Regions from separate parts of the Homo sapiens genome. Here region 1 is linked to region 2. The links are chromatin contacts, found by Hi-C or POLR2A ChIA-PET in ENCODE. All regions are on one chromosome and are shown on one strand. The core of a region is the stretch at or near the end of the contact, and the rest is flanking DNA. Distances in the headings are between cores, read along the strand shown. Region 1 has its middle 16 kb from the start of LINC02156. Region 2 overlaps PCED1B (PC-esterase domain containing 1B).

Region 1 (7,793 bases), core at 3,829-6,328, 280 kb before region 2:
TGCTGGTTGGGTGATCTAGCACAGCCTCAGCCTCAGGTCTCAGTGGGTTCCAGGGACAGGTGGTAGGTCCCACATTTGCCAGGAATGGAGATCTGATGGGTACTGATTGGGGATTTGAGGGATGCTGTGTGGGCAAGGACCAAGACTGAGTCTGACAAAACTCATGGTGGGATTTCCATATCTGAGACAGGATGGTAGTGGACACTTTAAATTGGGCCTTTTCTAATTGTACCCTGAAGTCAACTGCTTCTGTCCTTTTCAAGTTGTACCCTGAAGTCAACTGCTTAGTGTGCCTGCTAGCATCAGGGCCAGCAAACCTGGTTTCATTTTTTTTTATTAATTTCAACTTTTATTTTAGATTCAAGGGGGAAATGTGCAGATTTGTTACATGGGTATATTGCACAATGCTAAGGTTTGGGGTATGATTGATCCTGTCACACAGGTACTGAGCATAGTACCAATAGTTATTGAATCCTTGCCCCACTCCCTTCCTCCTCACTCTAGTAGTCCCCAGTATCTATTGCTGTCATATTTACGTCCCTGAGTACCCAATGCTTATTTAGCTCACACTTGTGGGAATTTGTGATATTTGTTGTTTTTATTCCTGTGTTAATTTGCTTAGGATAATGGCCTCCAGCTATGTCTATGTTGCTGCAAAGGACATTCAGTCTTTTTATGGCTGTATAGTATACCATGGTGTATGTGTACCACATTTTTATTATCCAGTACACCATTGCTGGGCACCTAGGTTGATTCCATGTCTTTACTATTGTGAATAATGCTGTGATGAACATATGAATGCATGTGTCTTTTTGGTAGAATGATTTATTTTTCTTTGGGGATATACCCAATAATGGGATTGCTAGGTCAAATGGTAATTCACTTTTAAGTTCTTTGAAAGACCACCAAACTGCTTTCCACCGTGGCTGAATTAATTTACATTCCTACCAACAGAGTGTGAGCATTCCCTTATTTTCTCAGCCTCGCTGACATTTGTTGTTTTTGACTTTTTACTAACAGCCACTCTGACTGGTGTGAGATGGTATCGTATTATGGCTTTAATTCGCATTTATCTAATGATTAGTGATGTTGTATCAGTCCATTTTCATACTGCTATAAACAACTGCCTAAGACTGGGTAATTTATAAAGGAAAGAGGTTTAATTGACTCACAGTTCAGCATGGCTGGGGATGCCCCAGGAAACTTACAATCATGATGGAAGGCAAAGGGGAAGCAAGGCATCTTCTTCAAAAGGCAGTAGAAAGGAGAAGTGCTGAGTGAAGGGGGAGGAGCCCTTTATAAAGCCATCAGATTTCATGAGAACTCACTGTCACGAGAACAGCATGGGGGAAACCACCCCCATGATTCAATTATCTCCACGTGTTCTCTCCCTTGACGTGTGGGGATTATAGGGATTACAATTCAAGATGAGATTTGGGTAGGGACACAAAGCCCAACCATATCAGATGTGGACCATTTTTTCATGCTTGTTGGCCACTTGTATGTCTTCCTTTGAGAAGTGTCTGTTCATGTCTTTCTGAATGGGGTTATTTGGTTTTTGTTTGTTCAATTGTTTAAGTTCCTTATAGATTCTGGATATTAGACCTTTGTCAAATGCATAGTTTGCAAATATTTTCTCCCATCCTGTAGGTTGTCTGTTTACTCTGTTGATAGTTTCTTTTGCTCTGCAGAAGGTCTTTAGTTTAATTGGGTTCCACTTGTCAATTTTTGTTTTTGTTGCAATTGGTTTTGAGGACATAGTCATAAATTCTTTCCAAGGCCAATGTTCAGAATGATATTTCCTAGGTCTTTTTCTAGAATCCTTATAGTTTGAAGTCTTATATTTAAATCTTTAATCAATCTTGAGTTAATTTTTGTATATGGTGAGAGGTAGGAGTCCAGTTTCATTCTTCTGCATATGGCTAGCCAGCTATCCAAGCACCATTTACTGAATAGGAAGTCTTTTACCCGTTGCTTATTTTTGTCAGCTTTGTCAAAGAACAGATGGCTGTAGATGGTGGCTTTATTTCTGAGTTCCCTAATCTTTTTCATTGATTTATGCATCTGTTTTTGTACCAATACCATGCTGTTTTAGTTACTGTTGCCTAACCTTGTAGTATAGTTTGAAATCAGGTAATATGATATCTCTGGCTTTATTAGTTTTGCTTTGCTTTGGCCAGTCAGGCTTTTTGGGGATTCCATATGAATTTTAGAACAGCTTTTTTCTACTTCTGTGAGTAATGACCTTGGTAGTTTGATAGAAATAGCATTGAATCTGTAGATTGCTTTGGGCAGTGTGGCTACTTTAATAGCCACGAGCAAGGAATGAGTAAGAAATGTTTCTCATTTGTTTGTGTCAACTATGATTTATTTTAGTAGCATTTTGTACTTCTCCTTGTAGAACTCTTTCACTTCTTTGGTTAGATGTATTCCTAGGTATTTTAGGGTTTTTTTTTTGGCTACTGTAAATGAAATTACATTCTCAATTTGTCTCTCAGTTTGAATATTATTGGTGTATAGAAATGCTACCAATTTTGTACATTGATTTTGTATCCTGAAACTTTACTGAAGTTGTTTATAAGTTCCAGAGCCCTTTTGGCAGAATCTTTAGGGTTTTCTAGGTGTAGAATCATATCATCAGCAAAGAGAGATAGCTTGACTTCTTCTTTTACTATTTGGATGTCTTTTTTTTTTTTATCTTACCTGATTGTTCTGGCTAGCACTTCTGGTGCTATTTTGAATAGCAGTGAGGAGAGTAGGCATCTTTGTCATGTTCTTTTTCTCAAGGGAAATGCTTCCAGTTTTTTCCCATTCAGTATGATATTGACTGTGGGTTTGTGATAGATGGCTCTTATTATTTTGAGGCATGTTCCTTCAATGCCTAGTTTGTTAAGGGCTTTTACGATTAAAGGATGTTAGCTTTTATCAAAAGCTTTCTCCATGTCTATTGAGATGATCATACGGCTTTTGTTTTTAATTCTGTTTATATGGTGAATCACATTTATTGATTTGCACAGCTGAACCAACCTTGCATCCCACGAATGAAGCCTACTTGATCATTGTGAATTAGTTTTTTGATGTGCTGTTAGATTTGGTTTTGTTGGATTTGGTTAAAGTTATTTTTGTCTATGTTCATCAGGGACATTGGCCTGTAGTTTTCTTTTTTTCATTGTGTCTTTGCCAGGTTTTGGTATCAGGGTGATGACGGCTTCACAGAATGAGTTAGGGAGGCATCCTCCTCCTTGTTTTCTTGGAATAGTTTCAGTAGAATTGGTACCACCTCTTCTTTGTACATCTGGCAGAATTCACCCAACTGTGAATCCATCTGGTCTGGGGCTTTTTTTGTGACTGATTCAATTTTGGAACTTCACATTGATCTGTCCAGTGTTTCAACTTCTTCCTGATTCAATCTTGGGGCCTTGTGTGTTTCCAGAAATTAATCCATTTCCTCTAAATTTTCTAGTTTGTGTGCACAGAGGTGTTCATAATAGTCTCTGAGAGTCTTTTGTATTTCTCTGCGAAATACAATTTCTTGTCTTTTAGAATGCTGAAAATAGGCCACCAGCCTATCTTGGTTGGTAAGGTTTATACTGAGAAGTCTGCTGTTAGCATGATAGGGTTCCCTTTGTATGTGATCTGATCTCTGTCTTTAGCTGCCTTTAACATTTTTTTTTCTTTAATATTGACCTTGGACAGTGTAGTGACTTAATTTCTTTGTTATGTTCATTTTGAATAGTTTGTCACAGATGTTCTCTGGATTTCTTATATCCAGATGTCTACCTCTCTAGCAAGATTAGGAAAATTTTCTTGAATTATTTCCTCAAATATGTTTTCCAGGTTGTTTACTTTTTCTCTTGTCTCTCAGGAATGCCAACAATGCATAGGTTTGGTCACTTGACATAATTCTATATTTCTCAAAGACTATCTTTAAAAAATTCTTTTTAACAAAATTTTTGTGTAAGTGGGTTAGTTCAAAAGACCAGTCTTCAAACTCTGAAATTCTTTCTTCTGCTTGGTGCAGTCTATTGATAAAACTTTCAGTTGTATTTTGAAATTCCCTAAGTGAGTTTTTCAATTCCAGAAGCTCTGACTGATTTATTTTTAGGATGTTTTATCTCTTCTTTCATTTCCCAGATTACTTTAGAAGTTTCCTTGTGCTGATTTTTTTTTTTTTTTTTTTAGATGGAGTCTTTCTTTGTCACCCAGGCTGGAGTACAGTGGTGTGATCTTGGCTCACTGGTACCTCCGCTTCCCAGCTCAAGTGATTCTCCTGCCACAGCCTCCCAAGTAGCTGGGACTACACACGTGCGCCACCACACCCAGCTAATTTTTTGTATTTTTAGTAGAAACAGGGTTTCACCATGTTGGCCAGACTGGTCTTGAACTCCTGACCTCAAGTGATCCTGCTGCCTTGGCCTCTCAAAGTCTTGGGATTACAGGCATGAGCCACTGCACCTGGCCTGTGTTGATTTTCAACCTTGTCTTGGATCTTATTGAGCTTCCTTGCAATTCATGCTTTGAATTCTTTATCTGTAATTTCTGGGTTTCCATCTGGGTTAGGGACCATTGCTGGAGAGCTACTGTGATCTTTTGATGTTGTCACATTCAGATTTTTCATGGTTCCAGAATTCTTGCTCTGATTCCTTCTCATCTGGAAGTGCTGGCACTTCTAATTTTTGTAATTATTTTTGTGTGGGTAGGATTTTTGTTTTTATTTCTTTCCCTATAAAATTATTGCCTTTTCTTCTTTTTCTTTCCCTTCCCCTCTTCCTACACTCTCTAGATATTACACGGGGCTGTGCAGTTAAACAGACAAGCCAGTAGATGTCACTTATGTGTAAGAGCTGGTTGTGGCCAACATGGCTGGGTATATACCCGATCCTTGTTTACTGAGAGGAGCTCTTTGTTGCCTCAGGCAATGGGCTCATTTATGGAATGCACAGTGGTCTGAGCTCTCTTCTCAGCTCCAGGGAATGGAGGGGTGGGGCAAGATGGGTGGAGCCGAACTTGGAAGGCCCAGTTACACGTCCCCTGATGGCAAGCATAAGCACCAGTGCCAAAGGAGAATCCAGTGGGCTGCCACCAAGTTTCTAGAGGTGTGCCTAGGCATGGAGCTAGGAAACCTCCTCAGCCCCAAGTTCTCTGGATGGGGATGGGTGTCAGCCTAAACTCCTAATCCAGGAGAGTGGTGCTCCAGGGTCCTGAAGATCTCCCTGGCCATGAAGCAGAGAAAAAGTCCCCTGCACCAAGATCTCTGTACAGGAGGGGTGGGGTGACTTCAGCTGCTGAACCAAGCAAGAAGGTGATTTGAATGTCTGGAGATCTGCTTGCAGTGGAGGGGGCCCTACTGTACCACAGTCTATGCACAGGAAGGGTGGGGGTGGCTCAGGCTGCTGAACCAAGAGAGCAGGTGCTCCAAATGCCTGAAGATATGCCTAGGGGTGAAGCAGGGAGAGCCACCTGCACCAGGATCTCTGCACAGGAAGAAAGGGCCAATTAGACTTCTAGTCCATGCTAACAGGTGCTCCAAATGCCTGCAGAGTTGCCTACATGTGGAGCAGAGAGGGCCCTATGAAACTTGGTTTCATTTTGTCATTGGCAGCTGCTATGGTTTGGGTAGGATTTGTTTGTTCCCAGCAAAACTCATGTTGAAATTTGGTCCTTGTCTTGCGGGGTTGGGAAGTAAGCCTGTGGGAAGTACTTGGTCATGGAGGCAGAGCCCTCATGCATGGCTTGGTACCCTTTTGTTAGTTAGTAAATTCTTTGTCTGGCCAGACTAGGTTCATTGCTGAGAATGGATTTCTTCCCTTGAGAATAGGTTGTGGTAAAGCCAAGATGCCATTGGGCTCTGACTTTTCATAATTCCCCTTTGACCTTCTCTACCATGTTTGGACCTACCATGTGGCTCTCACCAGAGCAGATGCTAATGCTATGCTTCTTGTACTTCCCAGCCTGCAGAACCATGAGCTAAATGAACCCCTTTTCTTTGTAAATTACTGGGTCTCAGATATCCTGTTACAGCAACACAAAACAGACTAAGTGAGCAGCACAGCCACCCTTTGTGATTCAGGGGGCAGATTCTCACCTTCAGCAAATCAGTTTGGGGATGCCTGCAGGAGCTGTCAACAAGGAAGACAAAGAATGTCAACAAGGAAGACAAGGAAGACAAAGACAAAGATATCTCGGGTTCCATCCTTTCCATTTTAGCTAGAAAAAAAAAGAGAGAAGAAGATGTATGGTGAGATACAGTTGCCCCATATGGGTCTTTTAAGAAAGAAGGGAAGTCTGATTCAGTGAAAGTCCCACAGTAATTCTGAAAGGCTAGGCCAAGTGCTGGCTTCTGTCACAAGTGTCCTGACAGCTACCCCAGTCTCTACCCAAGTTTTGGTAACATTTTTCATATTTCAGATGTTTTTACAAATCCCCATTACTCAACAGTGATTGATTCCTAGTTTTATTTTAGTTGAATTAAAAACGAGTCATTGGGCTGGGAGCAGTGGCTCATGCCTGTAATCCCAGCACTTTGGGAGGCCGAGACAGGTGAATCATCTGAGGTCAGGAGTTTGAGACCAGCCTGGCCAATGTGGTGAAACCCCATCTCTACTAAAAAAACAATTAGCCAGGCATGGTGGCAGGCAGCTGCAATCCCAGCTACTCAAGAGACTGAGGCAGGAGAATTGCTTGAACCCGGGAGGCAGAGGTTGCAGTGAGCTGAGATGGCATCATTGCACTCCAGCCTGGGAGACAAGAGCGAGACTTCTTTTAAAAAAAAAAAAGAGTGATTTTGTACTATAGGAGAAAAATTCATTTGTTGTTAAAAGAGGTACATTTTGAATCTCCATGGGCACCAAGAATAAAATCACATATTTTCAAAATGCAGACACTTTGATGTTCTTAATGGTTTACAAACATTTTCAGCCTGAAATAATTACTTAATTTTTTTCAAATTTTAAGTAAATTTTTTATTGAAGTATGACATGCAATCAGAAATGAGCACAACTCATAAATGTATAGCTTGTGAATTTTCATGAAGTGAACACATTTGTGTTTCACTGTCTGATCAAGAAACAGAACATGACCAGCCACTGGAACTCCTTGAAACTCCTTTCAATTGCTCCCCACCCCCCATTATCACCATCACCACCCGACAATGGTAGTAGCTTTGCCTGTTTTTGAAATTTACATGAATAGAGTCATATAATATGTCCTCTTTTGTGTCTGGACTCTTTTGCTCAATAGTATATTTGTGAAGATAAAGTTGTGGACCAAGGGCAAGGGAGGATAGGCATTTAATTCAGAAGACTGCTAGACATGGGGTCCAGACAGGCAATGACCTTGGCCCTGCAGCAGTGCCACCAGGGTGGTGAGAAAGACTGGAGCAGGGAGGATAGGAAGAAGTTGGTTAACTCGCACAAAGTTACAATTAGAGAGGAGGGATAAGTTCTGTTGCACATTCAGATGACTATGGTTAAGAGTAAATTATTGTATATTACAAAATAGCTAGAAGAGACACTTTTGGATGTCCTTACCACTAAGAAAGGATAAATTCACAAGGTAATGGATATGCTAAATGCCAATTTGATCATTATACAACATAGATGTATGGAAATATCAAATTGTATCCCATAACTATGTACAGTTACAATGTATTGATTTAAAAAAAATTAAGAAGAAAGACTAGAGTGAGGCCTACCAGATTTGGACTTTACTAAGTTCCACACTTTGATACTCCTGATATAGAATTCCCACCCCCACTCCCCGGGGTCATTTCGACTGTATTTGGAGGTACACTG
Region 2 (7,627 bases), core at 4,444-6,943:
GTATGCGTGAAACAGAAAACTGAAAAACAACAGAGAAAATAAATGAAACAAAAAACAGATTCTTTGAGAAAAATCAACTACATTGAATAAACCTCTAGCCAAAACAACGAAAAAGAAGAGTGAGAGAAGAAACAAGTGACCAACATCAGGAATGGAAAAGCTAACAGCACTATGGACTCAACAGAGTGTAAAAAGAATAATTAGGGAATATTATGAAGAATTTTATGCAAATAAATTTGACAACTTAGATGACATAGATGAATTCCTTGAAAGACACAGACTATGAAAGCTAATTTAAGAAGAAATAAACAACCTAAATAATTCTATATCAATTAAATAATTTGAAATTGAAATTAAAACTTTTCCACAAAGAAAATTCCAGGCTCAGATGGCTTCTTTGGTAAATCTGACCAAATATTTAAGGAAGAAATAATACTAATTTTACAAAAGTTTGCAGAGGAATTACTGGGGAATAAATACTTCCCAACTCATAGCAGGCCAGCGTTATGTTGATACCAAAACCAAAGATGTTGTAAGAAAAGAAATGTACACACCAATATCCCTCATGAAACTTAATGCAGAAGTGCTTAACAAAAGTTTAGCAAATTGCATGTGACATTACATAAATAGGATAATAGTTCATAACAAGTGGGTTTACTCCAGGAATACAAGGTAGTTTTAACAATAGAAAACCATCAATATAATTCATATTAACAGACTAAAATGAAAAACATGTGATCATCTCAATAGATACAAAGAAAGCATTTGGCAAAATCCTACATGCATTCCTTATAAAAACTCACATTAAGCTAGGAATAGACGGGAAAGTCCTCAACCTGAAAAAAAATTTTTTTTCTTTACAGAAAAGCCTTACAGTTATCATCATACCTAATGACGAAAGGCAGACTGAATGTTTTCTTTGTAAGATTGACAAGGCAAGACAGTTCACTCTTACCACTTCTATTGAACATTATACTAGAGTATCAAGCAATGCAATAAGAAAAAAATGTGATTTTTGAAAGAAATTTTTGAAATGATTGGAAAGGAAGAAATAAAATTGAGTTTATTTCTAGATATCTTTATATGTAGAAAATCCTATGAAACATTTTAAAAAACGATTTGAACTAGTAAATGAGTTAAGCAAAATTGTGGGATACAAGAACAAAATGTAAACTCAATTGTATTTCTATGCACTGGCAGTGAACAATCAGAAATTAAAATTAAAAACATAATTCCCTTTATAATAGCATCAAAATACAAAATACTTAGGAACGAATCTGACAAAAGCTGTCCAAGGCTTGTACACTGAAAACTACAAAACACTGCTTAGAAAAGTTAAAGATCTAAATAAGTGTAAAGATATACCACGTTTATGGTTCAGAAGATTCAGTACTATTAAGATGTCTATTATCCTCAAATTGATGTATAGATTGAACACAATCTCAATCATGTACCCAGCAGACCTCTTGTCAAAATCGACAAGCTAATCATAAACTTCATACGAAAATTCAAAAGACCTAAAGTAGTCAAGAAATGCAAAAGAACAAAAGTGGAGGGCTAATACCACCTGATATTAAGACGTATTAAAAAGCAACAGTAGTCAAAATAGTACGGTATTGCCATCAGATAGGCAAATAAATCAATAGAACAGAATAGCAAGACCAGAAAGTCTGGATCTCCACACATATATGGTCAATTGATTTTTGCAGGGGTACAAAGGGAATTTACTAGAGAAAGGGCAGTTTTTTCAACAAATGGTAATGGAACAATTTGCAATCAATACACAAACAAAAAATGACTCTCCATACCTTGGGCAGTGTAAGAAAATTAACACAAAATGAATCATTGACCAAAATGTAAAACAAAGGGCTAAAAAATTTCTAAAAGAAAACATGGGAGAAATCCTTTATGAACTTGAGTTAGGCAAAGATTTCTCAGGTTTGACACCAAAAATACCCTCCACACAACAAAACTTGGTATGTTGGACTTCACCAAAATTAAGAATATCTGCTATTTAGAAAGCACTGTTCAGAGACTGAAAATTCAAGCACAGATTGGGAGAGAATATTTGCTCATCACTTACCTGTTAAGAACCTGTATTGAGAATATATAAAGAACTCCCACAACTCTATCATACAAACCCATTCAATTTTTTAAAAAAGGGAAACAGATTTGGACAGCCACATCACCAAAGATAAATACAGATGGCAAATAAGGACATGACAGTTTGCTTATAATCATTAGTAAAATGCAAATTAAAAACACAATATGATATTACCACACTCTATTTAGAATGCCTAAATTTAAAGACTGATCATAACAAGTGCTGGTTAGCATGTTGAGCAACTGGAATGCTCATATACTGCTGATTCATTTCTTAAAAAGTCATACAACTCTCACATGACCCAGCCATTCCACTCGTACTTATCTTCCCCAGAGAAATAAAAGCAGGATACAAGAACAAAGTGTAAACTCAATTGTATACAAAAAAAAAAAAACCTCATGTATATACAAAGACTTACAGATGAATGTTTATAGGAACTTTATTTGTAATAGCAAAAAAACAGAAAAACACAAATGCTTGTCAACAGGTGAATGAATAAACACATTTTGGTATATCCATGCAATGGAATAGTGTTCAGCAATAAAAAGGAGTAACTATTGATACATAAAACAACATGCATGAATCTTAAAGTAATTATGCTGAGTGAAAAAACTAGACAAAAGAGTACATATTATATGATTCCATTATGTAAAATTATAAAAAATTAAAACTAATCTATAGTGGTAAAAAGCAGTTAATGATTTCCTAGAGATGAGGGTGAAAAGCAAGGAGGGACTGTTAGGGACATGAGAGAACTTTTTGGGATGTTAGATATGTTCATTATTGTGATTGTAGTGTTAGCCTTGTGGGCAGTATACATGTGTGAAAACTTGTCAAGTTAGATATTTTATGTGCAGTTGATTGTATGTCAATTATACATCAATGAAGTTGTTAAAAATGTAAGTACAAAGATGTTCATTGCACTGTTTTTATAGTAGCCCAAAATAGGAACAACAAAATTTCTAAAAATAGGGAGTGGATAAATAAACAATGATGCATTCATAAAATATCAAGTAGCCACTAAAGTGTTTTCAGAGGATACTTAATAACATGAGAGAAAGGCCAAGTTACAACGAAAATTTGAATGAAAGAGAGAATTCAAAATTGTAGATAAGCATGATACTGATTTTGTAAAATGAAAGTATAATAGATACAAAAAGAGAAGAAAGAAGTTACTTAAGGCTTGTGATGCCCTGGCTCTATCATCTGTGTTTAGAACACTCATTGTAACAAATATGCATATTCAACTTTTGTTCTTGCCTTCTTATATCCACTGAGTTTTTACTTGAATATAAAATACATTAAGGGAAAAGAAACTGTTATTAATTTTTTTTGATATACTGGTGGCCTTACTATAGAATTTTGGTACATTGTTTTGTTGATTCTATGAAACTGTGTATATCTTAACCATATATCAAATTTTTAAAGGGAAATGTTTGTGCAATCTCTATTCTCTATAGATAATTGATGTCATAAAAAAATTAAGCACCTTTGTTTGAACTCTGCATGGATAAAATACAACTATGCTTGGGTAGAGTTGGAGTTATATGAGGCTATGTTCACACACTGGCTAGAAGGAGCAATTAGAGCTCAAGTAATGTCTGTTATATCTTACAAAACAATTTTTAGTGTTCGGTAACATGAAAGCACTTTTTTACCTAACAAAAGTTGTTAAGAAAGGTTTTTTGACCACTAGCTGTAACTGAATGCGGATCTCTTCAATGTGACTGCTATCAAAGACATTACCTTGTTTTGTGGAAAACTAACAATCTCCTTATTTTGTCTCAACTGTGACATAACCATGTAATTATGCTAGAAAGTAGGATTTCTACATAAGGCAGATGACAAATAATTCTTCGTTCTAACCTAAAAGGCTTATTTTCTGCATTCTGCTTCTTACCCTATGGTACGCTTCCCATGAAACTCAGATATCTCCACTACAATGAGAAAGTAGCAAAAGAAAATGAGCTGATGGTTTTTGTTTTTGATTTAGAGGATTATAATCTCCAGGAGGTCAGTGACATTCTTTAGTGAGTTCTCTAAAACAGATAGGACATTGCAGAGTGCTTAATAAATCTAATCATTGAACAGATTTTTGACAAGATTTGCATTGTACAGCCAAGCTCTGCACATGAGAGCAAGACAGACTTGTAAATCACCTATCATCAGTGCCAAGGTTTGTATCCATCTTCAAATTCTTATTTTCCAGATTTGAAAGACTCAACTATAGCCTACAGAAAAGATGCTCAATGCCTTAGGAAAATGTTTATTTTTTAAAAAAGAATGATACTGGCTAAGAGTAAAGAGTTGAAAGGAGAAAGCCTCCATTACTCTAGTTTTCCATACTAAATATCTTGACTAAAAGATTAAGCAGCTGCAAGATGTTTAATGATTTTCTATTACTGAGGACATAAGGAAGACATTTATTTTTCACACATAACAAAATATAGTTTGAGCAATTATGATGTAAGTCACATCCAGACAATGTGAAATGTAAAGTTCTGGATCAAGGGAGTATATGGATCCAGTTGGCTTTCTGCCCATCAGGGAGACACATTGGCTGCAATTACAAATGAAGCAAATTTTCTGTGGTGTAAACCTGTATGTCAGTGGTAAATCTGCTGTGGTGCTTAAAAAAGGCCAGAGTGAATCACTAGATTGTATACACATTCTCCAACAATATGTGTAATTAGGCCAAGAGATGAACGCCTAATTTAAAATAACAATGGCAAACATTTAGAGTGATTACTGTGTATTAAATGTCCATTTTATTATTTCAATTAATGTTTTTTATAACTTCATGAGGACCAAACTATAATTATACCCATTTTAGAGAAAAAAAAAGGGAAGTTCAGAGCATCTTTTTTTTTTTTTTTTTGAGATGGAGTCTCGCTCTGTCACCCAGACTGGAGTGCAGTGGCATGATTTCAGCTCACTGCAACCTCCCTAGGTTTAAGCGATTCTCCTGCCTCAGCCTCCCGAGTAGCTGGGATTACAGGCGCCCACCACCATACCCGGCTAATTTTTGTATTTTTAGTAGAGACGGGGTTTCACCATGTTAGCCAGGCTGGTCTCGAACTGCTGACCTCAAGTGATCTGCCCACCTTGCCTTCCAAAGTGTTGGGATTACAGGCGTGAGCTCCACCACACCCGGCTCAGAGCATCTTTTATCACTTATTTTGACAGAGACAGGAAAGAAGCTTAAGTCCATGGTGCTCTTAATTACTTCTCTACTACTCCCATCAGCAGGAACTTCCTAAGGCAGAGCAGCCAACTTAAGTCAACATCTAGAAAATTCTCTTTGGACATTTAATTAGATTAAATTATTGTTCTACTAAAAAATGTATTAGAACATGTAAAACATGCATTCTTATTTCTACGTATTGGAGAAAAATGGCAAAGGAGATTTCTTTAAAAAAAGAAAGCCTCCAACATTTTAAATTAATTAAAATACTCAGTTTGCTTTGGGCTTCATTTTAGTTTTCATTTTTTTAAGATCTGAAGTGGTTTGGTTTTGAATGAGTCAGTGTTTTCAGAGCAGATTCTCTCCTTCAGGGCAATGAGTACCCACTAACGATTCATAACTTTGTAGCCATGAAAGGAACCATGCAAAAACAAGTGAGAAGCCCCTGCCTTCTGCCAAAGTCTCATTTATAAACCGTCGCCTACAATGTATCACCGGGATTGTTTCTTTCCTTGTGTTTAAAGAATAAGATTTTTTCACTCATTTTTAATGCTTTATGGAGAAATAATTCACATAACATACACTTTATCCATTTAAAATGTACAATTCAATGGTTTTTAGTATTTTCATAGACATGTGGAACCATCACCACAATTTTAGAACATTTTTCATCACCTCTGAAAGCAGCCACATACCCTTTAGCTATGTCCCTTTTCTATACCGCCATTTTTTCCACCCCTAGGCAGCCACGAATCTACCTTCTGTCTTTATAGATTTTCCTGTTAAGAACATTTCACATAAATTGAATCATATAATGTGTGATCTTTTATGACTGGCTTCTTCCACTTAGCATAATGTTTTCAAGCTTCATCCACGTTGTAGCATGTATTGTACTTCATTATTATTATTATTATTTTTTGAGATGGAATTTCACTCTGTCACCCAGACTGAAAGGCAGTGACATGATCTCAGCTCACTGCAACCTCTGCCTCCCGGGTTCAAGTGATTCTCCTGCCTCAGCCTCTCGAGTAGCTGGAATTACAGGTACTGACCACCATGCCTAGCTAATTTTTGTATTTTTAGTAGAAACGGGATTTCATCATGTTGGCCTGGCTGGTCTTGAACTCCTGACCCCAGGTGATCCTCCCACCTCAGCCTCCCAAAGTGCTGGGATTACAGGCATGAGCCACTGCGTCTGGCCTGTACTGCATTCTTTTTTATGGCCATAACATATTCCACTATGTAGATATGCCTCATTTTCTTAATCCATTCATCAGTTGATGGACATTTGAGTTGTTTCCACCTTTTTTTCTATTATAAATAATACTGCTATAATCATTTGCATACAAAATTTTGTGTGGGCAAATGCTTTCACTTCTCTTGAGTATATACCTAGAAGTAGAATTGCTGGACCATATGGTTACTCCTTGTTTAACTGCTTGAAAAACAGACTATTTTCCAAAGTGGCTGCATCATTTTACATTTCCACTAGCAGCACAGGAGGATTCCAATTTCTCCACACCCTTGTCAACATTTGTTATCTGAATTTTTGTTTTTAGCTATCTTAGTGGGTGTGAAGTGGTATCTCATTGTAGCTTTCATTTGCATTTCTCTGATGACTAATAACGTTGAGCATCTTTTCATGTACTTATTGACCATTTGTGTATCTTCCTTGGAGAAATATCTATGAATATCATTTTTCTATTTTTTAATTGGGCAATTAATCATTTTATTATTATTATTATTATTATTATGGAGACAGAGTCTCACTCTGTCCCCCAGGCTGGAGTGCAGTGGTGTGATCTTGGTTCATGTAACCTCCGCCCCCTGGGTTCAAACAATTCTCATGCCTCAGCCTCCCCCAAGTAGCTGGGATTACAGGCACCTGCCACCATGCCTGGCTAATTTTTGTATTTTTAGTGGAGATGGGGTTTTCCCATATTGACCAGGCTGACCTCAGATGATCCACACGCCTCAACCTCCCAAAGTGCTGGGATTATAGGTGTGAGCCACCACGCCCGGCCTAATCTTTTTATTATTGAGGTGTAGGAGTTCATATATATTCTGGACATAAGTCTCTTGCCAGATTGCAAACACTGTCTCCCATTTTATGAGTTGTCTTTTCACTTCCCTGATAGTGTTTTTTGAAGCACAAAAGTTTTTAATAGTTTTCTTTCTTTCTTTTTTTTAAGAGATGCAGTTTCACTATGTTGTCCAGGCTGGTCTTGAACTTCTGAGCTCAAGCAATCCTCTCATCTCCCTATAATCCCAATACTTTGGGATTATAGGTGTGAGCCACCATGCCCAGTCAAAAAGCTTTTAGTTTTGATGAAGTCCAA

The links. Hi-C counts contacts between places; a loop is a spot of excess contacts on that map. ChIA-PET counts read pairs that join two places held with the same protein, here RNA polymerase II (POLR2A). Pooled maps may share reads with other maps.
Region 1: a pooled map shows a loop between it and region 2 (3-fold over the local background). The contact joins two enhancer-like sites. A Hi-C loop is called at or near these places in 6 of 50 pooled maps. POLR2A ChIA-PET finds 5 or more read pairs at or near these places in 2 of 52 experiments (A673 and activated B cell).

The regions. Positions count from the first base shown.
Region 1 is chr12:47,394,901-47,402,693 of GRCh38, reverse strand. No RefSeq gene overlaps it. Among named protein-coding and RNA genes, the nearest start is that of LINC02156, 16 kb to the left of the region's middle. RefSeq lists a silencer at 4,857-4,906. Within about 2 kb of position 5,078, at least 2 of the 41 ENCODE cell types and tissues checked have a DNase peak (open chromatin) inside an H3K27ac peak, as active enhancers do.
Region 2 is chr12:47,119,382-47,127,008 of GRCh38, reverse strand. All of the region lies in intron 2 of PCED1B (PC-esterase domain containing 1B), which reads right to left. Among named protein-coding and RNA genes, the nearest start is that of AMIGO2, 43 kb to the right of the region's middle. Within about 2 kb of position 5,693, at least 2 of the 41 ENCODE cell types and tissues checked have a DNase peak (open chromatin) inside an H3K27ac peak, as active enhancers do.